Regions from separate parts of the Mus musculus genome. Here regions 2, 3 and 4 are each linked to region 1. A link is a contact called in ENCODE Hi-C or POLR2A ChIA-PET data. All regions are on one chromosome and are shown on one strand. Each heading gives the region's core, a stretch centred on a gene start or an enhancer-like site at or near the end of the contact. The rest is flanking DNA. Distances are from core to core; before and after follow the strand shown. Region 1 holds the start of Malat1 (metastasis associated lung adenocarcinoma transcript 1 (non-coding RNA)). Region 2 holds the start of Capn1 (calpain 1). Region 3 holds the start of Kat5 (K(lysine) acetyltransferase 5). Region 4 holds the start of Pola2 (polymerase (DNA directed), alpha 2).

What was found. A loop is a pair of places that touch in the nucleus more often than their neighbours do. ChIA-PET counts read pairs that join two places held with the same protein, here RNA polymerase II (POLR2A).
Region 2: POLR2A ChIA-PET joins it to region 1 with 15 read pairs in Patski. The contact joins the promoter of Capn1 here to the promoter of Malat1 in region 1. POLR2A ChIA-PET finds 5 or more read pairs at or near these places in 3 of 5 experiments (Patski and embryonic stem cell).
Region 3: POLR2A ChIA-PET joins it to region 1 with 13 read pairs in Patski. The contact joins the promoter of Kat5 here to the promoter of Malat1 in region 1. POLR2A ChIA-PET finds 5 or more read pairs at or near these places in 4 of 5 experiments (Patski and embryonic stem cell).
Region 4: POLR2A ChIA-PET joins it to region 1 with 26 read pairs in Patski. The contact joins the promoter of Pola2 here to the promoter of Malat1 in region 1. A Hi-C loop is called at or near these places in 1 of 37 maps with a recorded cell type or tissue (heart). POLR2A ChIA-PET finds 5 or more read pairs at or near these places in 3 of 5 experiments (Patski and embryonic stem cell).

Annotation. Positions count from the first base shown.
Region 1 is chr19:5,800,276-5,807,250 of GRCm38, forward strand. Malat1 (metastasis associated lung adenocarcinoma transcript 1 (non-coding RNA)) reads right to left here and starts at 2,397. Exons shown (of 1, transcript NR_002847.3): 1 at 1-2,397.
Region 2 is chr19:6,011,586-6,018,560 of GRCm38, forward strand. It overlaps Capn1 (calpain 1), which reads right to left and starts at 3,662. Exons shown (of 22, transcript NM_007600.3): 1 at 3,521-3,662; 2 at 2,616-2,883; 3 at 2,411-2,480; 4 at 2,004-2,122. The coding sequence starts at 2,882. It overlaps Gm10814 (predicted gene 10814), which reads left to right and starts at 1,035. Exons shown (of 5, transcript NR_045783.1): 1 at 1,035-1,099; 2 at 2,644-2,771; 3 at 3,284-4,227; 4 at 4,732-4,898; 5 at 6,213-6,874.
Region 3 is chr19:5,606,641-5,613,615 of GRCm38, forward strand. It overlaps Kat5 (K(lysine) acetyltransferase 5), which reads right to left and starts at 3,454. Exons shown (of 14, transcript NM_178637.2): 1 at 3,378-3,454; 2 at 3,212-3,278; 3 at 2,823-2,891; 4 at 2,596-2,732; 5 at 2,162-2,317; 6 at 1,998-2,072; 7 at 1,615-1,689; 8 at 1,076-1,324; 9 at 911-1,000. The coding sequence starts at 3,389.
Region 4 is chr19:5,961,073-5,968,047 of GRCm38, forward strand. Pola2 (polymerase (DNA directed), alpha 2) reads right to left here and starts at 3,134. Exons shown (of 18, transcript NM_008893.3): 1 at 2,754-3,134; 2 at 19-143. The coding sequence starts at 2,832.

The DNA.
Region 1 (6,975 bases), core at 1,147-3,646:
ATAGCATCTGTGGAAAATCTTAGAAAAAAAACGTTTCCCCCACCCACTCCTCCCTGTTAAGACCACTCCCAAATATTTCAAGTAAAAGTGTTTAGGATTTTACAAATCTCATTAAGGGAGGGGGAAAGAGTAAACTACCAGCAATTCCGCCATGGCCAGCTCCTCCACACTCAGTGTGAAAGCTAGCATCCATCCTCTACTTCCTACAAACTGTAAACCTGGCGAGCTCTGCTTATCCTGAGAGTGGATTTCCTTTTTTCTGGTTCCCTTGAGTCATCTGCCTTTAGGATTCTAGACAGACCTAAGGGGAAAAGAACTCAAAATATATTTTGCCCCCATTCCCCCAAAAGCACTTTGCCCAATTACCTCCCCTACACAGGAGTGAGGCTTGTGGTAGGTCATCTGTTCAAACTACAACGTCTTACAAAACTGGGAGGTTGTGCTGGCTCTACCATTCATTCCCCTCTGAGCGGTTAAAGACAACTTGCCATCTACCATTCTTCTTTCTGGGCCTTGGCAGTCAGCCCTCAAAAGCTTCTGACAAGATGCAAGAGGACATAACCCTGAAAAAGAAAAACCTACAACACCCGCAAAGGCCTACATACAGCCCCAGATATATCTCTTTACACAGAAGCCTACAACTCCCCCATAACTATTAAGACAAAGTAAACAAGTTACCATCCAAGTTACAGAAAACCACCACCATGTTGCCGACCTCAAGGAATGTTACCGCACCGCATGCTCTCCCTGCAGCCTTTCTTGCACACTGGCATGCTGGTCTAGGAGCCGCTATCTATCCTCTCCACAATGCCTGCTCGCCTCCTCCGCGCAGTTGACAAGCCAAGCCGCCAGCTAGCTTCATCACCAACTCGCTCTCGCTCCACCATCCTGGAACCCTTTCCCAGCTTCACCACCACATCCGTATGGCTCCTTCTTCCTAGCTTCCTCCACCGAACCGCACTCTTTCCTGGGCTATCTTCACCATGCACTGCTGCTGCTGGCTCCTCAGTCCTTCCTAGCTTCACCAAACTGGCTTCGGGACTCCTGTCTGCCGCTCCTGTCTTCCTAGTTCACTGAATGCACTTCTGTGTAGACCTGGGTCAGCTGCCAATGCTAGTCGTTAGGATTTTAAAAGCACCTCAGCTCAAGTCCAATGCAAAATGCTGACAATCTTGAAACTGTTATCAAAAGTCCTTTTGTCATCAAGCAAAATTAAGCTACAAGTTAAGGCTTTTAATATTCTTCTAACTCTTCAAAGGCATTCTGCCTTAACTTTTTACTTCAGTCCTAGTAGCTTTGATTGCTAGCTTCAATCTTGTATGTGGCTGTCTAAAGACTCTTCTAAACTGCTCGCTCCATCAGAAATTTGAACTTATGGCTTTAAAGATAATTTCCTTCTGACTTTATATCTTATCCAACCTTTTGGCCTCAATCTTATCTTCTTTGCCTATCTTGAATGCTGGCATCCAAAGTTGTCTTAACTTCCATTTTGTTTTTCTATCTTGCTTCTTTCTATCTTCTATTCTTCGGCTTCCTACTACCTGTGCCTTTAAGTACCTTTTCTGTCTTCTAAAGATGCTTTGTCTTCTATTTTCCTATCTTCTCTAACAGCTTTTTCTTCACCTTCCTGTATGTCTTCTTCGTCTTTCACTTCCATTTTCTAATCTTCTTTCTCCAAATACTAGCCTAACCTTTTTGTTTTTTCAAGACAGGGTTTCTCTGTGTAGCCCTGGCTGTCCTGGAACTCACTCTGTAGACCAGGCTGGCCTCGAACTCAGAAATCCGCCTGCCTCTGCCTCCCAAGTGCTAGGATTAAAGGCGTGCGCCACCATCGCCCGGCTAGCCTAACACTTCCATCTTCCCTGTTTCCAACTCATGCCTTCAAACGTACATGCGCCAGTCGAAGGATTTTTATAACGGCCGTCAACTTAACCTACTTTTCTCAATCTTTTAAAACTACACCTCATTTTCAAACTATTCTCTACAACTTTACTGTTTTAAATGCCACTTAGATTCTATTTAGGTAACCTTCGTTTTAATCTACAAGGCCGACCTTCAAACTAGAACCTTTTAGAACTTCACAAAACCTCCCTTTACAATCTCCTAAACTGCTCTGGTCAGCCTCCATTATACAGTACAAATACTTTTCTCCTCATTTCCTTTTTCAAACTGTTTAAATAAGCCTTCATGTTATCTCTTAAGATCTTCTTAGATTATTAAGACTAAGTAATATTTCGATAAGCTACTCTATTAGCTTAAGTTTAGAGTTCTAATTCTTTTTACTGCTCAATCTTTTTAATTAAAAACTTATCTGCGATTTCCTCGGGCTGAGTCTCCTGCCTCACGAGCTCAGCTGTGCTGCTCTACGCTGCTCTGCTCTCGCTGCCTGAATGCCTGACGCAGAGCCCGGAGCGCCGGTATTTATTGCAAAGGGACACGTCACTCCACCGGAACCTAGTAACCCTCCACCACCTTGGTGAAGGAAGAAAAATAGTTCCTCAGAGAGTTAAAAATAGATCCTGACTTCCAAGTTTCTAGATTTTTCTTGACGTCGTGTGGGCCTCTTGGACCTTGCTAATACAGAGAAATGTTTAGCTTGTACCAGCTAAATAGGTACAAATAGGTTTAAAATTTCTGGTCACAAGGAGAAAAAACATGAACTAATAGCTATTAAAAATGGGAGCCCCAAGTTTTTCAGATGTTTCAACACCTTTTGCGTTTTCCTGGGAGGACAGAGGGTATAGCGTATGTTGCAAGTGTTAAAACAGGCTTTCCCACAGCTTCAGCTTCCACTTCCCATTTTGTAACTCCCCGAGCGGCTGCCATTTCATGCGAAACAAGATGGAGGTCTCTCGGAAAGTGACCGGCCCTGCGAGTGGCTTCTGAGGTGGTGACACTTTGTACTGGTTTATACTGGGAATGCTCCTGTAGGGACGACCTGCAGCCTCCGGCTGCTCTCGGGGCCACTTTTCCGAGCCCGGGTACACGAGCGCTTTGGTGCTTGCCTACGTCCGCCATGTTAGGCTGCGGTCTCAGCCCAGCAAGGCCATGGTCGCTGCAGGTGAGGGCACGGCGACCTTGGCGGCCATGCCGAGCACCACCCGCACTGCGCTAATAACCGTCAGAGCCCGGCCCGTGGCGGCAAGGTCCCCAGGTCTATCTCATCGCTTCCTAAAACTACGACGGAGGGGAAAGGATGTTTTTCTCTTTCTCCCAGGACCATGGAGAAAGCGTCACTGGGCGCAGAAAGCGGGGGCCGCGCCAGGGAGGGCGGGGAGGACCGCGGAACCCGTCGCGAGGACAAAGGGGGTGGGGAGAGGCGCAAGGATACGCGGGTCGTGAGTCGCCGCCTCCCTTTGTGAGCTGCTGAATCGAGGGCTGGCAGCCGGCCGGGTTCGACCGGTTCTAACCGGTTCCAGCCGGTCTAGGCAAAGTTTCTGCTGCAGAGCCTCGCTGCGCAGGCGCGCCCCGCCCCGCCCCCAAGCGCCTTCACCACGGTGCTGGAATGACTGGTGTGGGAGCAGGGCGGCTGCGGGGGGCTGTGCTGCAGTTTCCTGGTCGCCCCTTATTGCGGCCTACTGGGCCCACGGACATGGCTTTTTTGGTCTCTATGTCATCCATTAAGTGTTAAGACACATACTTTGCTCGTACGTTTACTTTATACTCTAGAATTTTCAAAGGGAAGCGAGTCTCGGGTTGATCCCGTAAACTGGAGGCTGCCTGGATTTTTAGAAAAGCTGCTGGAGTCGTGGGAAACAGCGCCCCGGGGCGCATTGAGATCCAGAGCTCGCGATCGCACACGGCCTGGCGGCACCGTCCTGCTCCCCACCTCTACGTTCTAGGACCTGTGAATAGGGAGGTTTGGGCAGAGGCTTTCCCAGGGTAGACAGAACTTAATGACCATACAGGCTGATAGTCACTAAGGACATAAAATTACATGAATATTCTATTATAAAACTAAAGGAGAGAGGCACCCTTAGACTGAGGTGGGGCTCTAGCAAAGCTGGAGGTCCAGTGTTAGACCATTGCCTCCCTTCCCATCCCAATGGCCAGTTTAAGCTTTTTCTTTCTTCCTTATTTATTTTTCCTGAGACAGGGTTTCTGGACCAGGCTGGCCTCAAACTCAGGTCCTTACACAAGTGCTGGATTAAAGCTGTGTGTACCAAGCCTGGGGCTTGTTTAAGCAGCTTTCAGGTGACCCTTGCAAAACTGCCCTACTTTTCTCTTTTTCTGTCTGTAAGAAGCCCTAAAGAATGGAATGTTACTGAGTGCAAACGGTTCCTCTCTAGAGGCACACTTGATGGATGCTTTGGGCCTGGAAATTTTTTAGAATTTTAGTTCTGAAAGGACAAAAACTTGAGTCACCTAAATTATGGGCGGTGATCTGAGTGTCGGGCATCTGTGATTCATCTATAATTAGGCAAAGTTAACTAGCAGAAGGTGTTCTTCATCGTTCCTCTTAACCTACCCACCTCCCTCTCCTCCCCCGACCTTCTGTTTCTGCTTTGCTTCTGCTGGGGGGAGGGTCTAAGACCGTTCTGGAGGCCAGGGAAATGAAACCAATCTTTAAAATGGTAGGGCTGGATCTCTGCAAGTTCGGGGCCGGCTGTTCTACATAGAGGGTTCCAGGTGAGCCAAGACAGATAGGAGACCCCACGCTTTGTTGTTGTTTCTTTAAAAAATAAAATAAAAATAAAGTCACCAGGCAGTGGTGGCACACTTGGGAGGCAGGGGCAGGCAGATTTCTGAGTTCAAGGCCAGCCTGGTCTACAGAGTGAGTTCCAGGACAGCCAGAGATACACAGAGAAACCCTGTCTGGAATTAAAAAAAATGATAAAGTGTATAGGGTGACATGTTTTGAGACAGAGTCTCACTGCCATATTGTCCTAAAACTGTATCCCTGGCTGGCCTGGAAACTCAGATCTGTCAGGATCTACCTTCTGAGTGCTGGGATTAAAGGCGGGGCTCACTTCTGGCATAAACTATGGAGATTTGTTTTGTTGTTGTTGTTGTTGTTGTTTTAGAAACCCTGCAGATAAGGGAAACTAGGCAAGCCTTTCCCCCTTCCTTCCCTCGCCCCCTAAAGTGCTTGTCTGTAAGTCCATCTTCTTGATTCCTTCACACATCATACAAACTTTTCCTTGCTTTTGGAATGGCTGTGCGGCACTGGGCAACTCCCAGGGTTTGGAGAGAGAAACAGGCAGCAGGGTCACTCCAGAAACTACCAAAAGACATGGTTTATGAAGGCAGCAAGGGAGTTCCCAGTGAACGCCACGGGAATATTTCTAGAGAACATTCTGGATTACCTTTTCTTATTGCTAGGGCCCAAATGCCCACTGTCTTCCCCCTTCTTAACTTTTATTTTACTTCACAAACAGGCTTTGGTAATTTCCAAACCACTCTGATTCTCATCCTCTTTTGTTTCGTGGGTCTTTTCCAAAGTTAAAAGATTGAACTCGGCCAGGCGTGGTGGCGCACGCCTTTAATCCCAGCACTCGGGAGGCAGAGGCAGGCGGATTTCTGAGTTCGAGGCCAGCCTGGTCTACAGAGTGAGTTCCAGGACAGCCAGGGCTACACAGAGAAACCCTGTCTCAGAAAACCAAAAAAAAAAAAAAAAAAAAAAAAGATTGAACTCAAGACCTCAAGCTTGCTAGGTAGACAACCTACCTCTGAGCTGCATGCCTAACTGTCTTTTACTTTGTATAGAAGGGTCTCACTGTGCAGTCCTGGCTGGCTCAGGCTACCACCAACACAAAAAAGAGAAACAGCCATTTAAGCCAGTCACCTGCCCTGCTGCTCCTCTCAAAGGAACCCAGTCAAAACCAGAAGAAGCTCTGAGTGCCTGTTTCTGGCATGCACATCACTGACAAACATCCCTGTGACCTTGGGCAGGAACCCAATAACTTACTTATGAGTGGTAATTTCCTAATGTGCAGGAAGAGAGGATGAGAGCCGGCTGGAAGAAGCTGATTCTGTAAACAAAGGGGTGGGGCAAGAACATGGAGGATTTTAGACTTCCAGGCTGTGGCCTAAAGGAGCTGTGACCCTGAAAGTGAGTGAAGCAGCAGTAATTCAGAATTAAGACAGTGGGCCAGAAATCCTCCGAGCACACTGGAGTCCACCCACCCCTTGGAGGTTACAAAGGCCTCGGCTACTTCTCCCTTTCAGTTTAGTCCTGGGAGCCAGAGACCAGACTGGGCAAGCCGACCTGCATTCTTCCTGGGCCTGGGGAATGATAGCCCATCCTGGAATTTTTATCTATTATGGCACAAGGCAGGCGGGGAAGAGGGGGAAGGGCTCGGAGGTTGCAGGGAGATTTTGTTTTCTAAAGACTGAATTTGCAGTTCCCACCCACCCACTTCCCAGGGCTGATTTTTTTTTTTTTTTTTTTAAAGAACTTTGGAACAATGTGAACCTCTAAGTTGGCTACACAAACTTGGGCAACTCCCACTGTAGGAAAAAAACCTACCGAGATGACAAAGTAGAGATCGGTCATGTGGGAGAGAGCATTGTTTCAGGATGGGGGAGGGGTGAGAGGGTGGGGGTGGGGAGGTCGGGACAGCTAACAAATGTATCCTGGAGAAAGGGTAAGAGTCCCTCACTGAGGCCCACTTTACACAGAGAACCTGGGCCCAACAAACAAGTTCCAGGAACAGAAAGTGGCTGTGTCATTGCGTTCCTAAGATGAGGTGGGGAAGCAGCAGCCTGTCACAGGAACTGAGGTAACCGTGGAGAGAAGCCGCCACTGGATCCTGTCTTCTGCACTTGCCTGCTTTAGCAGTTTTAGGAAGGGGCTGATGACCGGCCTGAGACAGCTGAGCAGGTTAAAGGTGCTTGCTGCTAAGCCTGGGCCTGACTTTCAGCCTTAGATCGCACAGGGAGAAAGGACACTGCCCTCTGACCTCCCAGGACACACAAAATAAATGTTTAAAAATCAGGGATGCGTGGCACATGCCTTGAATCCCAGCACTTGGG
Region 2 (6,975 bases), core at 2,412-4,911, 210 kb after region 1:
CCTCCTCTCCAGCTTCAGCTGGACTTACTAAATGCACGAGTCTCGATCTGTATGCTGGGTACATGTGTAACACACACACACACACACACACACACACACACACACACGTATCGCGCACACACACATTCTTACAGGCATGCCTCTTGTCTTCTAGAGTGTACAGTCACTCAGCCCAGGGCACCACAACTATAGACACCTAAAGGTGTCTCAGCACTCAGGAGGTAATCTCTATGAGTTCAAAGAAAACCTGATCTACACAGGAAGTTCCAGGACAGCCAGTAAGACTATGTCTGAAAAACAAAACAATACCACAAAACCAGATCTGGACCGTGTCAGTGGTTCTGGGGGTGCCTGGGGGTCTAGCTGTTAGCCTCTAAGCCTCAGAACTAGAGTGCAGTCCTCGGATCCACAGGATGGAAGGGAAGAGCTGGCCCTACAAGTCATCCTCTGCCCTTTACACAGACACACTGTTAATCCCCATCAACACACGCACACGCGCACACACGTTATAAATAAATGGAATTAGAATTTTTAGATGAACAAGTCAGAACAAGGCTCGCCTTCAGATATGGGAGAGGGCAAGGGCAAGAAGGCCTCCAGTCCATGTTCCTCCTCAAAGCAACCCTAGGTCCTGCCCCTCTTACTTGCCTTCCTATTTTTTTTTAATTTATGTATATAAGTCTTTTTTGTTTGTTTGTTTGTTTGTTTGTTTGTTTTGGTTTTTGAGACAGGGTTTCTCTGTGTAGCCCTGGCTGTCCTGGAACTCACTCTGTAGACCAGGCCCACCTCGAACTCAGAAATCCGCCTGCCTCTGCCTCCCGAGTGCTGGGATTAAAGGCATGAGCCACCACGCCCGGCTATATATGAGTCTTTCTGTTAAGTCTGTACAACAGAAGAGAGCATCAGACCACATTATAGTTGGTTGTGAGGCACCACGAGGTTGCTGAAATTGAACTCAGGAACCCTGAAAGAGCTTCTAGTGCTCTTAGCACAGAGGGGCCAAATACCTTCCGGAGGGAGGGCTGTCCGCACAGGGCGTAGCCCCGGCCATCTCAGCTTCACAGCCCCTTGCTTCCTTATTTTAAGCCTGAGTATAGAAGTAAGTGGGAGATGTGGAAAGACAATGTTGTGCCCAGACCCTCAACCACAGATGGGCAGGCTGGTTCCAAATGCACCAGATTTGCTCCAGGGATGCAGGCCTAGGCTGCCTAGGGACAGAAGCTTCGGAAAACACCAAAAATTGTTGCAGGGAGAAGCCCAGAATGATGAGGTAAGAGGATCACTGAAGGATTTGGGAAGCGGCACTGACTGTGCCAAATAGAAGCTGGAAGAGGAGTAGATTGGAGATTTGAGGAAAGGGGGTAGGGAAAAGGGTGACAGAGCTGTCTTGGTTGGGGCACTCAGCATAGAATAATAGCTGCCATTTCTTCTGGCGTGGGCAGAGTGAGGTAGTGGGACCAAATTAGGCAGAAGGAAGGAACACAGAGACCCCCTTCAGGCATGACTGGGATCATCATGGTAGAAAAGGCCTCAACCAAGACTTTTGGGGTGTGACTCTCAACACTAGCTCCTGGAGAATTCACTAATGTAACTTGAAACGTGGGCCCTGTCAGAAACATCAGGGAATGGTGTTTAAACGCCATGTCTGTCTTTTCCTCTACACTCTGTCAGGTTTGCCAAGTCTGGGAAACTGGGAAAAGGGTGAACTGACAGGTGAAGATGGGGAAACTGAGGCTGGGGCAAAAAGCCAAAGCACTTCTTCCACACTTTCTCTGCTAAGCACAACCTTACCTAGGAGAGCTGCAAGCTGAAAATACCTGCTTGACCATTCACACATGACTGACCAGAGGTGGCACAGAGAGGCCAAATACCTTCCAGAGGGAGGGCTGCCCTCGAAGGGCATGGCCCCGGCCATCTCAGCTTCACAGTGCTGTGGGCCATCCTTTCCCATCTCCCTAAAGTCAGCTATTCCTCTGGCCCAGGGAGGGTGCAGGGACCTTCACCTGGAAATGAAAGATGCCAGCGTAGCCATCCTGAAAGCTCTGGCCGTAGGGAACCACTCGGTGCAGAATAGTCTCGTTGAGGGTGAGGGAGGCAATGGCAGCCAGGAGCCAACAGTCCCCTGGAATAGGAAAGACCCTCATCAGGCTTGCTTTCCGGATCTGCCCAGGGGAGGGAGGTGCTGTGTATGTGGGATGCCGGGGGCCACCAGGGATTCCCTGGGTGGGGTACCCTTCATCTCCCCTCCGCTTACAGAAAAGACCCAGGAATCTGGGCGAACCAGCACCTATGCTGATAGTCAAAACCTGTCTGGACCTGCAGGAGGGAGGAGTTGGGGCAGTGCCCAATGGAACGGGAACGGAGAACTACAATGGGGCAAACGCCCAGAACCCCACCCCTGGGGGCCTACCCAGTGCTCCCTGGCAGATGTCTGTCCGGGTGGCTCCATCCACGATGAACTGGGGGTTTGACATCAGTTCCTACAAGACCCACGGTCATGTTCCTGGGCCAGTCCCTCCTAGAAACTGGTACCCAGACACCACGAATAATGGGGGGGCCCAGTCCCATTGCCCACCACCATCAGAACCAAGTTCCACCCAGAGTGGCCCTCTTACCGTAGGCCGCTTCCATTTGATGCCATAGGTTTTAGAGGAATGAGGACCCAGTTCCTTGAAGCCCAGGCTATGAGAAACCGGAGGGAAGGCCTCGTCTTGGAAGAGGACCCCACTCTGCAGGCATCTTGCCCGAAGCGTTTCATAATCCTGGCCCAGGTACTTGATGGCGTTTTCATGGCGGCCCAAGCCCAGCTCCTTGTCCCGCTTCTTCTGTACTTGGGCTGACACCCCGGTGCAGTACACAGGGGTGATTAACTCCTCTGTCATCCTGGGGAACACATGGGCCTGGTAGAGATGCAGGCCTTCCCAGGGATAAAACACAACTGCCTGCCGACATTCTCCTGGACTCATTCCTCCCCAAACATGGGTCACTGCTCCCTTTACAGTGCCTGGGACTCTCAGCCACCTTGTTGTTAGGCTCTCAGAATCTGGAAAGGGGTGTCCAGTTTCTAGGTATCCTGGTCACCACCTCTCTTTTCCCTATTCTTACCGCCCAGAGGTGACAGTTTGGTATCAGCCATCCAGGCAGGTAGGATAGGGTGGAGGCCAGCCACAGCAGCAGAGCAGAGGTACTCCAGGTACGATCCCTGACACCATTTGCCTGCCTGTAACTTCCCCTCCACAAAGCTGCCAAGCATCTAGTTCATTTGCCCCTTTCCTCGGCTTAGGAACTGAAAACTCCACGCACTGATGCCTTTCCACAAGCTGAACATCAGAGCACTGGACACTGGCCCAGCTACAGCGGACAGGTTGAGCTGAGCGCCTGGGTTGAGCTGCTTCCGGACCCTTAACCCTCAGGCAAACACACAGAAGACCTGAAGCAGGGGCTGATCAGCGACAGCCCCCTAACCCCAGAAGCAGTGGCCTGGGTCAAACAGTCGTAGTCTGGACACCCAACTTCTTACCTGGGGAAGGGGAGTTTGGGAGATTGCTGCGGTCCCTGGGGCTGGCTTCCTTGGTGGCAGCTCAGGGCAGGGCCCAACCAGGAAGAGCGCTCCTCCCTGCCCTCCTCCCTGCCCTCCTCCCCGCCCTCCTCCACCGCCCCTCGGCCCTGGTCCCTCCCTCCCTGGTCCTCCACCTACGCCCGAGGCTCTTACCCCGCTCCCTCTAGGCTCTCCCTTATCTCCCCCGCAACACTTTTTTACTATCTCTTACTTAGGGTGTCTTTCAGTCCCCTCCCCCCGCCCCCTTCCTCTGCAGACTCTAAGCCAGCTCTGCGAGAGGACAAATTGGTAAATGGCAGAGTTGTCTCCCGGGAGGAGCCGGTCGCCGGTCCGGGTGAGAAGGGTTGGACTGGGACAGAAGGGCACCGCCGGCCAGAGAGAGGGTAGGGCAAGGGGTATTTTTAACTAGGGCCGCAGCTCGAGTTGCAGAGCCGCCGGCCCCACCCTATGTCGCCCTCCGGGAAGGTACTGGGGACGATCCGGCTCAGTGACGCCGCCAACACAGTCCTCCACCCGCCTCCTGCGCCCCCGCGTGCCTCTGGGTTGCAGCTGTCTTCCAGCCCAGCCGGCGCTCGGCGAAGCAGGGATTACCTCTGGTGGCTGCAACTGCTTGCTGGAGCTGCCCCTGGCTGGATGAGAGCTGACTTCTGCCGGACGCTAGACAAACGGTAGCCCCACCCCGGCCGGTCCCTGCCGCAGACCCGCTGTAGGGCTGAGCCAGCTCCCCACCCCCTCACCTTAGGGCGCAGGCCTGCAGAGCTAGCACTCCGCCCTAGCGGTCTTTGCGCACACCCTGCATGGCCTTAGGTAAATCCGTGCCTCGATTTCCCCAACCGTGCAGAAAAAAAAGAGGGACAATGGCCTTAGCCAATCTTTGTGTAGCATTCTGGCCTTCTCTTTCAAGTAATTGGTCTGCGCACCTGGGATCAGCTCCCTTGTGGGGGTTACCTGACCCGGGAGAGGGCAGCAGAGGCCCGGAACACCAGGGCAGGCTCACACAGGACCTGCAGATCCCCCTGGGCGCACTACAAGAGTTTGGAGCATCAAGGATGCAGAGGGATTGGAGCGGTCCCAAGGCTCTTCACAGTTATAGAGGTCACAGCATGGCCGATCAAGCTACATAAGATGGACAAGCATTCATTGAATAGATGGTGCTTTTCTTGGGATTCTAGGCACCTCGACACTCCAAAAGTTAAGAGCTGACTGCGTCTAACTTTCGCACCTGGGCGTTATGCTCAGCTGGGCATGAGCTGATGAAGACGCCTCTGCCTTCATGGTTAATGGAGAGGAAGGGTTGGTCCACACACTTTCCCCGACTGAAGCCTCATCTAATGCAGGTGTCAGTAAAGGCAGGAACTTTGGCAAGGGTGGGGAGATGCGCGTGGCCGGGGGCGGGGGAGAGGTAGGGTGGTGCCTGAAGAAAGCCTAGGCAGGTAGAGGACATGAGGTGTAGCGGGTGTTGCTTACTCCGGGGAGAAAAGAGGGGAGAGTGGCAGGGTTAGGCAGATTCAGGGGTTCAGATTTTTGTTGTTTTATTTATGTGTGCACATGCATGCAAGTAAGCACAAGAGGGCAGAAGAGGGTTTCAGACCCTCACAAGCTGGAGTTACAGGCAATCAAAGAGCTGCCTGATGTGAAGGCTGCGAACTGAACCCAGCACCTCTAGAGGAGCAGCAAGCCCTCTAGAACTGCCAAGCTATTTCGCCAGCTCTTCCCTCCCTGACATAAGGTCTCACGTAGCCTAGGCCGACTTTGAACTGTATGTAGCTGAGACTGGCCTTCAGCTCCGGATCCTCCTGCCGCCACCTCTCAACTGCTGTGATTACAGAATTTACCACTAAGCCCTGCTAGTTTAGATGTCATTCTATTGGAGGTGGCTCAGAATTGTACAAGCAAAGGAGGTTAAATAAGGGTGGGCTGAAGGGGTCAAGAGACATGGGCAGCCCGATCAAAGAATGTTGTAGCAGGACAGTGGTGGCACAGGCCTTTAATGGCAGTACTCTGGAGGCAGAGACAGACTGATCTCTGTGAATTTGAAGCCAGCCTGGTCTACAGAGAGAGTTCCAGGACTGCAAAGGGGGCTACACAGAGAAACCCTGTCTTGAAAAACCAAAATAAATAAATAAATAAATAAATATTTAAAATCCAGGGACAGAAAAGGATGGCTCAAGTCAAAAAGGTGGCAGGTGTCCCTTTTGGAGGGACCTGAACATTGTTGCTGACCTATGGTGCAGTACTATAAGGAGGGGATGTTCTGTGTGTTGGGGTGCTGAGTAGGGGCAAGGACACCCCCAACAAAGAAATCCCTCTCTTCCTCTCCTGATCCCGCTTGACCTGGTGGCCCAGAGGCCCTTACTCTTTGGAAGCCATGTGGACCCTAAGTGCCACCACCTTGGTTCTGTCCCCATATTCATTGTCACACCAGGAAATGAACTTGACGAGATGATCATTGAGGGTAGTGCCAGCCTCAGCATGAAAGGTGGAATATGGAGTCTACTTTTAAGCTGCAGAAACAAACTGGTCCTCAGGCAATGCCCTCCAGACCGATTCACTTTTTTTTCTTTTCTTTTCTTTTTTTTTTGAAACAAGGGGCATGTATAAGTCACGTTAGTGTCCATGTTTCTGTTCTCTCTTTCTACCATGTGTGTTCCAGGAATCGAACTCGGGTTGCCGAGTTTGGCATCAAGCACTTTTACCCACTGAGCCTTCTTAAAGACCATCTTGAGAAAGTGGTGTCTTGAATGATTCTGAACCTTAGACTTTCTGGAAAAGATAGGAAGAAAAAAGACAAAATGAAGAGATAACTGGTTAGCAGAAGATGAGGAGTAAGGGCTGACTGGATGGATCACAGGATGTTTTCAAGGCCAGGAAGCTACAGTCGTGGTAGATACAGGGCATGTATTGTGTGCACTGTATCTGTAAACCCTCAGAGCAGCGACATTAAGGATGAACCTGATGGTGAACTGCGGGAATAACATTGTGTCTATATTGCTCCAACAATTGTAATAAGCAGAGCACAAAAATGGAAAATAGCAAGTCTCCTTAGTTTTTGAGATGCAGCCTTGCTTGTGTAGCATAAACTCATCTTGGATTCATGGTTCTGCAAGAGCAGCAAGATTGCGTGTGGTTCAAGTTCCCAGAACCCACGTGAGTACTTGTAGCTCCAGTTCCAGGGATTCTGGCGCCCTCTTCCGGCCTCTGTGAGCATTGCCCGAAATGGTGCACACATGTGCAAACAACCATAAATATCAAACAAATTTGTAAATAAATGGAGCTTGGAATGTAGCTCAGTGGAGTAAAGCGCTTGTCTAGCACACACAAAGCTCTCTGTCTTAGGGTTTTATTGCTATAAAGAGACACCATGACCAAGGCAACTTTTTTTTTTTAATTTTTAAAAGATTTATTTATTTTATGTA
Region 3 (6,975 bases), core at 2,204-4,703, 190 kb before region 1:
CTAGAGAAACCCAAACCTGCTCCTCCCCGCTGATCTTGTGCCTATCATCTGACCTTTGACCTTCTCTCATCACCTATTCTTCTCCATTTTCTTTTTGCATGTACTTCCTGGTACATCAGTGCCTGCATGTCTGAACCCAACTGCTTAGAACTATCTAAGTATGTTCTCTCAGCTATCTCCAGGCTCACAGGTTAACCTGCAAACTATTTCAAAGCAGATCTGACTGTATTAGCCCTGGCTGGCCTGGAACTCCCTATAAACCAGCAGAGACCCACCTGCTTCCGCTTCCTGAATGCTGGGAATAAAGGATGTACCAGCACACACAACCAAAGATCCTTTTTTTATTTGGTTCTGAGAAAAGACCTTACTATGCTGTTCAGACTATCCTTGAATGTCAACTCCTCTAGCATCAGCTTCCTGGATGCTGTGATTATAAATGTACCACCATGCTGGGCCAAACTGTTCTTTAAATGCCTCTAGTTTTATATTTAACCTTTGCTGCCTCACTTCTTTTTGTTTTTTGTTTTGGTTCCGGATAGGTCTTTCTTACTTTATAGCTCAGGTTGGCTTGCAACTCATTAGTCCCCTGACTACTCTTGAACTCGGGAGTTTTCTGAGTGCTGGGATTATAGGCACACACACCTCCAAGCTCTGATGACAGCTTCCTGTGAACTGTGCTGAACCCCCTCTGTTACTGGAACCTGAGTAGCTGTCATGTCTGCTCTGCCGTGACAGTGACCTCTCAGGAAAGAAAATTTCTCTAAATCCCAGTTTTCTGTACATTCCCTGCTCCGTGTCAAGAATTCAATAAAAACAGTGACCTGCTCATAGGCAGAATGGTCAACTGTTCTGAGCAGGAAAAGGTTGTTCATGTGACTCACTCCAGCCCAGCCGTGCCCAAGCCACTAACCTTGTTTTTCCGTCCATCAATCTCAAAAAAGGAGATGGTGCCCTTGCGGTAAATTTCATTGCCTGGAGGGTGCCGAAGATCACATTTGGTCTAAGGACAAAAGGAGGATCAGGTGGGGACTGGTGAGGGTACTCTGGATAGGCAGCCTCCCAAGACCCCTCATACCAAGTGGCGTTGCAGACACTTGAGGCTACGGCCATATTTGAGGCAAAATTCGCACAGGTAGAGGACGGGTAGCGTGGTAAGCTCTTGTGGGTACGGGGAGAAGTACCACGGCTTGAGGCGGTGCCGGCCAAGCTCAATACACTCAATGTTCTTCATCCGGGTGACAATGTCGTCGTGGCTCCGGTCAGACACCAGACTGCCAGTCATTCGTGGTGCTGACGGTATTCCATCTGAGCTGTCCTGAGAATCCTGCCCAAGGCAGATGGCAAATACTAGATGGTAGCAGTTAAGCAGAGCGTGGCGCACGACACTGCCATTGGCTTCTTCCTGCAAGTCTAACATCAGCTAAGGGCAAAGCACCAACCTCCACTTCCAAAATAAAGCGAGGCTGAGAAACTGAGAGTAGAAGAGGCCCAGGGGTTCATCTGCTTGGCTCCCAGCCACCACCCTCCCTGCCTAAGGCCTCACCGAGTGAACACCATGCCCAAGCCCACTCCCCCTTTCCCGGCTTCCCTCTCCCTCTGCTCCTCAAGACCCACCTCATCAGTGCCCAAGCAATTAGATTTCCGCTTCCGTCCAGGCTGGGCTGCCACTGCCCTACGGGCTGACCCATTCTGTGGACAAGACACAAGAGAAAGAGCGACCGTGAGATGATCCTGGAGGAGGATGCTAGACAGCAAGGAATAAGAGGGGAAAGACCAGGCAGGCTGTTGGGATGGCTCAGTGGTTAAGAGCCCTGATCTTCCAGAGGACTTCCTGGGTTCTTTTCCCAGGACCCACAGAGTGGCTCACAACCATCTCTAACTCCAGTTTCAGTGGCTCCAATGCCCTCTTCTGCCCACCTGCACCAGGCATGCAAGTAGAACACATGCAAAACACAGACAAAACATTCAGACACATGAAAAAAGACTGGAAGACTCACCTGAGGGAAAACCGAGGCTGGGGCTGTCTCGCTGGGCACTGGGGTTGCTGGTGAAACCACCTCCACCTTCCGTTTCTGCAGAGAGAAACCAGGAAAGGTGGGTCAGAAGGTAGAGAAGGTGGGACCTGAGAAGAAAGCAAGGTCCCTGGAATTGCTGAGGGTACCGTTGAGCGGTGGTTGGGTTGCAGGCAGGAGCTGGAGGAGAGCGGCTGGTCAGGCTCGCCACCTGGGATGGCCTCCCGCTCCTTGGGCAGGTTGAAGCGGAGTGTGATCTGGACCGGGATTGGCAAGGTCTTCCCGCTGGCCTGGGCGGAGGCCGGCTGCAGAGATAGGTCCAGGGTCTTCCTCTGGGGTGGGGATGGTGGTGGGATGGCGAAGGGGGGGATGGGCCCCTCAGCATGGAATCCCACCCTCTGCCTTCTCTAAAGCAAGGCAGTGCTGGACTCTGGAAGCTACGCCTGCAACTTGGTCCCCATCCTTTGCAAGCTGAAGCCATGGCAGAAGAATGCTGCCTCCTGCCCATTCAGGAACCCCTGAGGCCAAGAGATGCAAGAAGGAAGAGGCAGGAGAGAAAAGATGAAATGGGGGACCTACTCACCACCTCTCTTTCGGGAGAGCCGGGGCGGGACCCAGGAAGTCCGTTCTTGGTAGGTGTCTTGGCCTCTTTCTTGGGAAATTGGATCTTCTTTAAGTCCAGCCGCTCGTGAGTCACCCATTCATCCAGACGTTTGTTGACTGCAGCAGTGAAAACGGCTCAGGAGGGAATGCCAGAGGCTGCCCTCAACCCTCTCCAGCAACCCCACTCCATCCAGGCCCAGGACTCACAGTCAATGTAATGGACATAGAAAAGCTTTCGGCCACTGATGTCCTTCACGCTCAGGATCTCAGCCAGGGCTATGAGAACCACACAGACAGGGAGTCTTAGCCAGGGCAGGTCAGGAGACTCCACCCTTCGACCTGAATCCCACCTCCAGGCTGGAGGCCTGTGTCCCAGCACTCAGAGGGGCTGGTTCAAGACCCCTTTAGTCACCAAGTGACACCTCTCTCCAAGCCCCGCCCGGATCATCTCCGTACGTCCAAAAGCCACGCCCCTCCTCCCGAGTATCTGCGACCGCCCCGGGATTGCAGAAGCCCCTCCCCCTCCCGTGCGATCGTTGACTCCCTCCCGCCCCTCGCCCTCAGGTTCCTTGGACCCGCCCCCCGACGTCACTCACGCCACTCATCTTCGTTGTCCTGGTTGCGCCGCAGCACGGGCAGGCGGCAGCCCTCGATTATCTCCCCCTGGGGAGACAGCGCGGCGCCAGGGTCGGCTACTGGGGGGCCTCGGGCTCTACCCACCTCCCCTGGCTCCCTCCGCCCCGCCCCGGGCACCGGACTCACCACCTCCGCCATCTTCCCTCCCTCCACTGCCACTTCCGGCCCCTCTGGGAGACGTCACTTCCGGAGCTGAGTGCGCTATAGGCCCGAGCCCCTTGAAGCTGTTTGAAAGGGAAACACTTGAGAATCACTGCTAGCTGGTTGGTAGCAAAAAGCCGGCCCGTTTGGGGAATGGAAGAGCAGGACGTTGTAAACCTGAGGCCAAGTACTAGATGGAATCCCCGCTCCTCGCACAGCGATTGGAGGAACGCCGAGTCTGTCACGTGACGCCCACCGGGTGCGACGCCGGTCACTCAGATCATGTTTAGGCTTTGTCTAGAGGCAGTGTTCTGGCGAGCCTCTTAGTGGCAGTGTGAGGTGTCACCCTGAGTAAGAAGCTAAGGAGTGGGGTTTTGAACCCTGGGGAGTCAGTAGACCTGAAGGGATTTAGAGATCCACCCAGGTGTCTGCATAAGATTGCACAGGCCTGGGGGCTTAGCAAGATTTTTCCGTTAATACTGGATTTCTATTTTTAAAATAGTATATATGTGGCTGTATACATGGAAGGTTCAAAATTCCAGTAGGCATTCAGTCAACAAGAATGGATGTCTCAGTTGGTCTTCATTATACATCAGAATCCCAAAGAAGTAGGCGCTAATGACAGTGAAGGAGCGGACTTGTCAACGAGAGTGAGAGCAAGTAGGCAGAGTAAAAGCAGGCTGGCAGTGGAGGCAGAAGCAGGCGAAGCTCTATGAGTTGAGGCCAGCGTTGTCTACAGAGTCAGTTCCAGGACAAGCGGGGTTACACAGATAAGCCCTGTCCTGGGGGTGGCAGGGAGGAAAATCTTGTTTCATGTCTTTCTTTTAGTTTCCAGCAGAAGGTGCATCTTCTGACTTTGAATAACAAGAATAGGTTTGAATAACAAAGGTGTGTTCTCCCTCCTCAAAGATGTGAATTCAAAGTGGATCTTCCACCAAGCCAGCTTGCCAGCACTGGGGAGGCAGAGGCAGGCCTGGTCTACAGAGCAAGTTCCAAGACACCCAGGGCTACACTGAGAAATCCTCTTAAAAACACAAAGCAGTGGGTTTTCCCACTTCAGAGTAGGCAAAATTGTTCACGTATGTGTTCTTCCATTTTTGGGTTTTAGTGAAATCCAGATGTAGTCAAATGGACAACCAAAAATAACTATCACAGATATTGATAACATGCCTAAAGGGTGTAGTGGGGCCCTTTAGCCTTACTTCTAAGTGTTCCCAGTTTAAATGGTTTCGGGTCCATTTGGCCACTTTGAGAAGAGTTTATGTGCAGAAGTAAAGGATTGGTTTCATCACAGGAGCATTAATAATAACACTTGGATTTGATCTGTGTGCAAAATATGTTCAGCATAAGAAGTACTGAAAAGCCAATAGGCCTTTTGTTATTGTTTGTTCTGAGGTGAAGTCTCACTGTGTAGCCCTGCTTGGCCTGGGACTTGTCACAAGGATGACAACAGGCATATGACAGCACACGGCATTTTTCTCTCTTGTGAGTTCTGAGTTGTGCCATCTTTCAGAACATCCAGTCTTCCCCTGAGGAACTGAAGCATCACCACTGTTACTCACAACAGCCTCACAGGGGTGGAGCCATTGCTGCTTCCTTGCTTTGGCTCCGTGAGGCTTTTTTTTTTTTAATTTATGTATTTTATTTTATTTATTTATGTCTGTTCACCTGAGTATGTCATGCACCCATTACACACAGTGCCTGTGAAGGCCAGAAGGAGGCATTGTGGGTGCTGGGAACTGAACACTTTTTTAAAAAAAGATTTATTTATTTATTTATTTATTTATTTATTTATTATATGTAAGTACACTGTAGCTGTCCTCAGACACTCTAGAGGAGGGAGTCAGATCTTGTTTCGGATGGTTGTGAGCCACCATGTAGTTGCTGGGATTTGAACTCCTGACCTTCAGAAGAGCAGTCGGGTGCTCTTACCCACTGAGCTATCTCACCCCCACCCCCCTACCCCCCCACCCCCCCAACACCTTTTTTTAAAAGGTTTATTTATTTATTATATGTAAGTACACTGTAGCTGTCTTCAGACACTCCAGAAGAAGGCGCCAGATCTCATTACAAATGTATGGTTATGAGCCACCATGTGGTTGCTGGGAATCAAACTCAGGACCAGTCAGTGCTCTTAACCACTGAGCCATCTCTCCAGCCCTGAACCCCTGTCTTATGCAAGAGTAGCAAGTGCTCTTAACCATTGAGCCTTCTCTCCAGCCTTTGTAATTATGTACATATATGTATCCAAGTGTGGTTTTGTTCTTCTGAGTGCAAGTGCCCCTGGAGTCTAGAAAAGGGGGTTGGAGCACCTGGAGCTGGAGCTGGTTGTAAACTTCCCAGAGTGCATGCTGCAAGTACAATCTTCACCACCGAGTCATCTCCAGGTCTTCTAACAAGTTCTTTTATATAAAAGTCACACAATTTCTCCTTCATTGTATGTACTTCTCTCTGCTTTCTGCTTTCTGTACCGTCAGTCCGGGTCACTCTTTAACATCATAAACCTTTGCACTGTGGGGATTTGTTTGTTTGCCGCTGTCTCCTCAGCACCACTAGCAGATCACCTAGCTCATGTTTATTGACTGCCACAGGCCCAGGAAACACTGAATGAGCATGTGAAGCATGGATGCCCAAGCTGATTTCCAGAGCTTTCAGGAGCCTAAATCCAAGCCAAGCTACTGGCACACATTAAAAAGGGGTTTTGTTTGTTTGTTTGTTTTTTAATTCTACATGTCTGGGTGTTTTGCCTCATGTGTGTCTGTGCATTGCATGCCTGCCTGGTGCCAGCAAAGAGAGACTGGATTTAAAGGTAGTTGTAAGCCAGTGTATAGATGCTGAGAATAAAACCTGGGTCCTCTGGAAGAAGAGCCAGTGCTCATACCACTCAGCCATCTCCAGCCCCAAGGACTCCTTTTAAAAGAAGAGGAAAGACCTGGGCGTGGTGGCACACACTTTTAATCCCAGCACTTGGGAGGCAGAGGCTGGCGGATTTCTGAGTTCAAGGCCAGCCTGGTCTACAGAGTGAGTTCCAGGATAGCCAGGACTGCACAGAGAAACCCTGTCTTAAAAAAAAAAAAAAAGGAAGGAAAGAAGAGGAAAGGAGGGTTTGAGTTTGGCTTATCTTCAGACTCCTTACTGGCCATATCCTGATGGGGAAGTAAGATTTCCTTTACTGTTTACTTGCGATATGGCCAGAGTGGAGCTTAGAAGTCTTCCTGGCTATGTGGACATACTGTGTAGCTATCTTGTCTGGGGCCACTTGTCCAAAGGCTGTCAGATCTGAAAAACTAGAAAGTTCCACAGAAACCTCAGGGTATTAGAGGTGTCAACAATGGGAACTTGCTGTCTCTTCCTCTAAAAATGTCAACCCTGTCCAGGAGTGGTGGCTGATATCTAAAGTCCCAATACTACAAGCTGAGGCAAGAGGCTAGTCTGGGCTATGTAGTGAGACCTTGTATAAAATGAATAAGTGTGAGAAGGTATACCTTTAATCCTAGGACTTGGGTGACAGTAGCAGGCAGATCTCTGACTTGGAGGCCAACCTGGTCTGATTAATGAATTCTAGGTCACCCAGGATTATATA
Region 4 (6,975 bases), core at 1,884-4,383, 160 kb after region 1:
ACTCACAGTAGCTCTTACCTCGTATTCAAAAGAGTTCAGGATGTCTACAGTAAGGCATGTCTTCCCCGCACTGGTGCAGAAGGCGATGAGCTCACTGACCATCCCGTCCTCAGTCTGTCGGTATAGAACACACAGCTCTGCCACTGCAGGGAGAGCAATGGGACCAGTAAAAGAGAGCCTGGGGCCAAACAGTTCTCTGCCATCCATTATCCACAGGGCTGGGAACACAGCAGTCATCAAAGCCAAGGGTTCTTGTTCACAGACACTCACTACTGTCGGGGTAGAGAACATGGAAGCGTCCGGTACCTTAGACACTCATGTGTGCCATAGGAAGACCAAGTGGGCGTGGGAAGGGATCATAGAGCTAAGGAGATGCTGGCGATTTAAAACAGCCAGGGCTACCTAGTGAGACCTTGTCTTAAAAAAGAAAGCGGCCAGGAGAGGCCCCAGGAGGTAGAGTGCCTGCCACACGAGCGTGAAGACAGGAGTGCAGAGGACTGGGTGGTGTGGCCATGAGGCCCGCTGTGTGGAAGGCAGAGACAGGGGATGCCTGGAGCAAACCAGCCAGATTAGTTAAAGCAGTGATTGGGTGCTGCAAGAGACCCAGCCTCAGTGTATAAGCTAAGGACTGATTGGGAAGACAGACAGACAGACAGACTGAGTCACCACAGGGATGGATCTAGCAGGAAGTGATTCTGCTTCTGATCCTGGCCATTCACAGGAAGATGAAAAGGACTGATCGTCAAAGGCTGAGAACTGGTGATGAGCAAACCCAAGGAGAGCCAGGCGTGGTGGCAGCGAATCCACAGCAAGAATGTGCTCCTGACGGTACACAAGCCGCAGTCACTGTGGCTCCAGAGGCTCGGACTCTTCTGGCTTTTGAGGGCTCTGCCTGCGTGTGGTGCACTTGCATATCCCAGACCAACACTCATCCACATAAGCAAACCTATTTTTTTAAAGATTTATTTATTTATTTTATGTATATGAGTACTCTGTAGCTGTACAGATGGTTGTGAGCCTACATGTGGTTGTTGGGAATTGAATTTAGGACCTTTGCTTGCTCCGGTCGGCTCTGCTCGCTCAGGCCCAAAGATTTATTTATTATTATACATAAGTACACTGTTGCTGTCTTCAGACGCACCAGAAGAGGGCGTCAGATCTCATTACAGGTGGTTGTGAGCCACCATGTGGTTTCTGGGATTTGAACTCAGGACCTTCGGAAGAGCAGTCAGTGCTCTTACCCACTGAACCATCTCTCTAGCCCCAAGTAAACCTATTTTTAAAAGAATAGATTTTAACAAAGAGAAGACAGTGAACAGCGGCAAATGCTGCTGATAATTCAAATAAGGACAAATTTAGCCCTGCCTTTGGCAAGACAAAGGTCATCAGTCCCCCATAACAGCAGGTTCCTATGACCGGGAGGACAAAAGCCACAGAAAGGGAAACTTAAGGTATCCAGTATGGACAACCCTTCTGGAGAGGCCTGTTGTAATCAGGAAGGGGAGAACTCAGGAGTGGGGTCAACAAAGCACTTTAGGCAAAAGACACACCCCTCCCAGTTGGTGACACCTGCTTTCAGGTGCAATCTGAGACCTCATCTCAACAGAAACAACAACAACAACAACAAAGAAAAGCAGAAAACACACCTGTTAGCTTTATAGGGACAATTTTTTTTTCTAGTAACACCTAAACTTGATTTTATATGCATGAGTATTTAGCTTGCATTGAAGTGTACAACATGCATGCAGTGCCTGAGGTGGCCAGAAAGGGGCACAGGATCCTCTGGAATGGGAGTTGCAGATCCCTTGGGTGCAGGGAAGTGAATGTCGGTCCTCTGGAAGAGCAGTCAGTGCCCTTAACCACACAGCCATCTCTCCAGCCCCAGGGCACAGAATCTTCAAAAGATTTCAAGTTCTTTTAAAAAAATGTATATATTATTACTTTATGTGCATTAATGTTCTGCCTGCATGTATGTCTGTGTGAAGGTGTCAGATATTGGAGTTATAGCAAGCAAAGCAGACAGGATGGCACTAATTCAGCTCTTAGCCTTGAATTCTCTATGATCCTCCAGGCCTCAGCCTCCCACGTGCTGGGGTAACAGGCAAGCCCACTTATACTACGGTTTTATTTCCTACAGTAAGAATTTCAAGGGGTACACACACTGCTATTCTGACACTGATGCACACATCTTCCAGGAGAGATGTGTGATTTAAATCTTTACCACTGGTCTCTGTGGAGCAATAGGATGAGGCACTGTACTCCAGAGCAAAAGTCAGGGGTCGGCACACAATCAGGCAACTAAGTCTCCTTGCCCATGTCCCTCCATCTATAAAGAGAGGGAGCCAATAAGCACCTTGAAGTTTCTTCCAAAGCTAAAATAAAGGACTAGGATCCACCTAGAGGAATTCCTATTTGCACAGATCACTAAAAACTCTGATGAGCAGGGCATGGTGGTGTACATCGTTAACCCCAGCACTCGGGAAGCAGAGGCAGGCGATCTCCGTGAGTTCAAGGCCAGCACAGTAATCTACATAATGAGTTCTGGGGTTACCCAGAAAGACTCTGTCTTTAAAAACCAAACAAACAAAAAAACCTCTAATGAGAAAAGTCATTGAGCAAGAGATGACTAGGTATGAGATGCAAACGGTTCCAATGTCTCCTATTGGTAATGTCACCTGTTGTTTAGTCGGGACCCAATAGGTACCACACAAGCATATAGAACTTGGAAGCGATCCTCTCGGTTCGGGACTCACGTTTCTCCAACAGGGAGTCCTCGTAGTCCAGGCCGAAGATCTGTAGTTCCTCCGCCAGCTGCTGGGTGGACACGGCCATGGTGACCCGGGAGTGGCCGGGCGCCTGCCGCCGGGCCCCGACCTCAGCTCTACCCTGCAGACGCTTATCCTTTCGCTTTACCGGAAGGTGACAGGGACGTGTCACGAGACCACCTGGCCTAAGCCCTCAAACGACCCCAGCCACCAGGTCACAGAGAAATACTTCAAAAGCCCTCGAGAGGTCTCGATCCAGAGAGAAAACTTGCTTCCGAGGACTACACCTTAGCTTCTCCGTGAGGAGCACAGCACAGGAAAAACCCGCCAAACGCTTTGCCTAGCGCGCGCTTGCGCGAGGTTCTGCTCGGGCCCCGCCCTCCCCGCGCACGCGCCGGTCCTCCCACTGCAGCTGCGCAGAACGCGCCTCTGCGCGTCACTCCGCGCGGAAATTGAGAATCGAGACCCCGTACTGTGGCTGTTTCAGGAGTCGCCTGTTCTGCTAAGCTCTGCGATGCTTGTTTGTCCCTTTTTTTTTACCCTTGGCCAGGAGGCGCTGTTTGTCTGTATCTTGCAGTGACTGACACGTGTGTCCAGCACGGCCCTGGAAGGGCACGTTAGCTCCTTCCTCCCCCACCTCAGCATCTCCATCCTGCTCTGCCTTGGTTCGTCCTGATCTAACGCTTTCGTAGGGAATGTGGTTATTATAGCTGTTATGATTGTCAGTCACGGGGATAGCGGGAGGGCAGGTCACTGAAGGGGGAGTGGTTAGAGAGTAAAACAAGGAGTGCATTCTCTTCTTGATGTATTTACCAAATTTTCGAACCAAAATCTCCATTGATTTGGCTTAGGTCAATTGATCTGTGACACCCTAAGAATGGAATGGAAGACTGGCAGAGCCTTTAAGAAAAAACGGTTTGAAGCTAGGCCTGGTAGCACACACCTGTAATCTCAGCACTTGGAGGCTGAGGCAGGTCTCTGCAAGTTCCAGCCAAGGCTATACAGAGAGACCCTAACAAGCAAGCAAGAAACACCAAACAGGACTGCAGAGATGGTTTAGCAGTTACGCTTACTGATCTCACAAAGGACTTGGGTTTGGTTCCAGCACTAGTGTGGTGGCTCACAGCTGCCTCTAACTCCAGTTTCAGGGGACCTGAGACCTCCTGACCTCCACAGGCTCCTACAATCACATGGTGCACATACATACACTCAGGTACTCACAAACACCCATTTAAAACCATGCCGCTAGCCCCAGCACTAAGGAAGCAGAAGCAGGAAGATTACTGAGTTTAAGGCCAGCCTGGTCTACAGAATGGCACCCAGAACAGCAGGGCCACACTGAGAAACCCTGTCTCAAAACAAAAACAAAGTGTGTCTGTGTGTTTAAAGGCTGATTGAACTTCAACTTTCTCAGTGAACATCGTGGCTCAAAGCTTCAATCTCAATATTTGGGAGGCTGAGGTGAGATATTAACACGAGACTGCAGCCGACTAGGCCCACATTTTAAGTCTGTCCAACAGAAAAACAAAACAAAACAAAACTTTACTGGGTTTTCACACTAGTAGCAGGAAGCACTGGGCTGGGCTGCAGGAATTTAGCCACCAGGTGGCAGCAAGGTCACACAACACTACGATTTAGTCCCTCAGTGCTGCCACACATCATTAACATCTGAGGCTTATGGCCTTTCTGATAAAGAGAGGTAAGATTTAAATACAGCCTCACAAACCTTGAACCAATTATCACCCATTTCTAGAGATTAGGGGTGTAGCACACCTGGCAGAGTGCTTGCCTGGCGTATCTAAACCTTGGGTGTGACCCTCAGAATCTGATGGCCATTGGCACATTTGTAATCCCAGTACTTGGGAATGAAGGACCAGAAGTTACCCTTAGCTACATCAGAAGTTCAAGGCCAGCCTGCTACAGGAGACCCTGCCTCAAATGAATGCATAAATAAAGCAAAGCCATCTTTCTTTCTTTCTTTCTTTCTTTCTTTCTTTCTTTCTTTCTAGATTTCTTTATTATTATGTCTAAGTGCACTGTAGCTTTCTTCAGACACCCAGAAAATGCTGTCAGATCTCATTACAAGATGGTTGTGAGCCACCATGTGGTTGCTGGGATTTGAACTCTGGACCTTTGGAAGAATAGTCAGTGCTCTTAACCACTGAGCCACCTCTCCAGCCCCCAAAGTAATCTTTTGACTATTTTATTATTTTGTGCGTATGAATGTTTTGACTTCAGGTATGTCTGATGCTGAGGAGGCCAGAAGAGGGCATCAGATTTCCTGGAACTGGACTTAGAGATTAAATTGTTAGCCACCATGTGGGTTCTAGAAATTGAACCCAGATCCTTTGCAAAAGCAGTAAGTCTCTTAAATGTCAAACATCTCTGTAGCCCCCGCCCCAAAGTATTGTTGTTGCTGAGATTAAAGTTGAGCAACACCACACACATCCCATCCAGCCAAAGTAGTCTTTCTCTCTTTCTTTCTTTTTTCTTCTTTTGGTTTTTTTCAAGACAGGGTTTCTCTGTGTAGCTCTGGCTGTCCTGGAACTCACTCTGTAGACCAGGCTGGTTTCAAACTCAGAAATCCACCTGCCTCTGGCTCCCAAGAGCTGGAATTAAAGGTGTGCGCCACCACTGCCTGGCAGTAGTGTTTCTTAAGGTAACCCTTAGAGGCCAGGCAGAAACCAAAATAAGACAAAGGAAGAAAAGAATGAAGGGAAGCAGAGAGGGAGGGAGGGAGGGAGGGAGGGAGGAAGGAAAGCCACAGTTTATGGAGCTGCCTACGAGGCACTGTGGCCTGTGGCCAGAGGTAGGGAGTGATGGTAACTCTGAAGGAGTGGGACAGCAACCGAGGTCACCAAGCCTGTGCTCAGTTGGGTGTCTCCCAGTCATCTTTCCTCCCTGGGTGTGCACTCTACTGCTGAGCCACATCCCCAGCCTTTGCGTGCTCAGGCCCTGTTGAAGCCACTGTGACCCTGTCAGCTCCAACCCCTTCTAGTGGGCTCCTCTCACATTCCTCCTTTCAAGCCTGGATGTGTCCCATGGCGCCGAGTGCCCCTCCCAGTACTCTCCTGGAATGTTCCTCACTCCTGAAGCTGACTCTTCCTATCTCATCTCTGTAGCATTTTGCTGTGTCATCCTGCACGGCCTCCGGGGCCTCTTCTTCACCCTCATCCCTGTTGGGATTGCACGCAGCTCACGTTTGGACTGGTATATTCCCATCAGAACACTCCCTGCTCTGACCTGGTGCCTGGCTCCTGGCAGGCTCTCAAAAGATGCAAATCTATGGAGGAAGCTTAGGGTCAGGGGAACTGGCTTAGGATCTCCTAGGCAGTGGAGAGCCTCCCCAGACTGGCACAGGTTCCTACCCACTGTACTCACATTGGGTTTGAGCCCTTTGTGACCTTGGACAGGTCATCGGACCCTTGCACTTCATGAAACTGATGGTGGGGGCTGCTGGCAGACCCCAGAGTGTACACAAAAAACAAAATGAACCAAGGAGAAAAAGATAAAGCCATAAGATCCCTCTGCATATGTAGCAGAGGATGGCCTTATCTGGCATCAATAGGAGGGAGGCCCTTGGTCCTCTATGCCTCTGTGTAGGGGGATGCTAGGGTGGTGAGGCTGAAGTGGGTAGATGGGTGGGAAAGCACCCTCATAGAGGCAAAGGGGAGGGGGTATGGGATTCGGGATTTGCAGAGGAAAAACCAGGAAGGGGGACAACATTTGAAATGTAAATAAAATAACCAATAATAATAATAAAGATCCCCTGTGACACCCTCTCCTGAGTTCTCCGGGAGTATATACTAGGAGAACAATAACAAGAGGACGTGAGACACCTCAACAGTGTCTGCGCTGAGCCAAGCATGGTGCTGTGCATCTGTGAGGAACACGGGACTTGAAATCACTGATACCTGAGCTTGCCATCAGGTAGCACTGATAAGAGCGAGGCCTCTGAAGCGATACCCTGGCAGGCTCAGCTAGGCGCCTTGTCTAGGACAGGCCTAGATAAACTGATGAACTAACTCCAAGGTAGTGTTGGTGTGCTAGTGAACCAGCCCCGAGCTGTGAGCCCTGATAACACAAAGCTACTCCCCCAATGAAATGATACAAAGATGTGAGCGTTGGGAACGGTCTCTATGATCCCACTGCCACGATGACAAAACATGGCCTTTCTAGCTTCTGTGTTGATATCTTTGGCAAGAGCCCT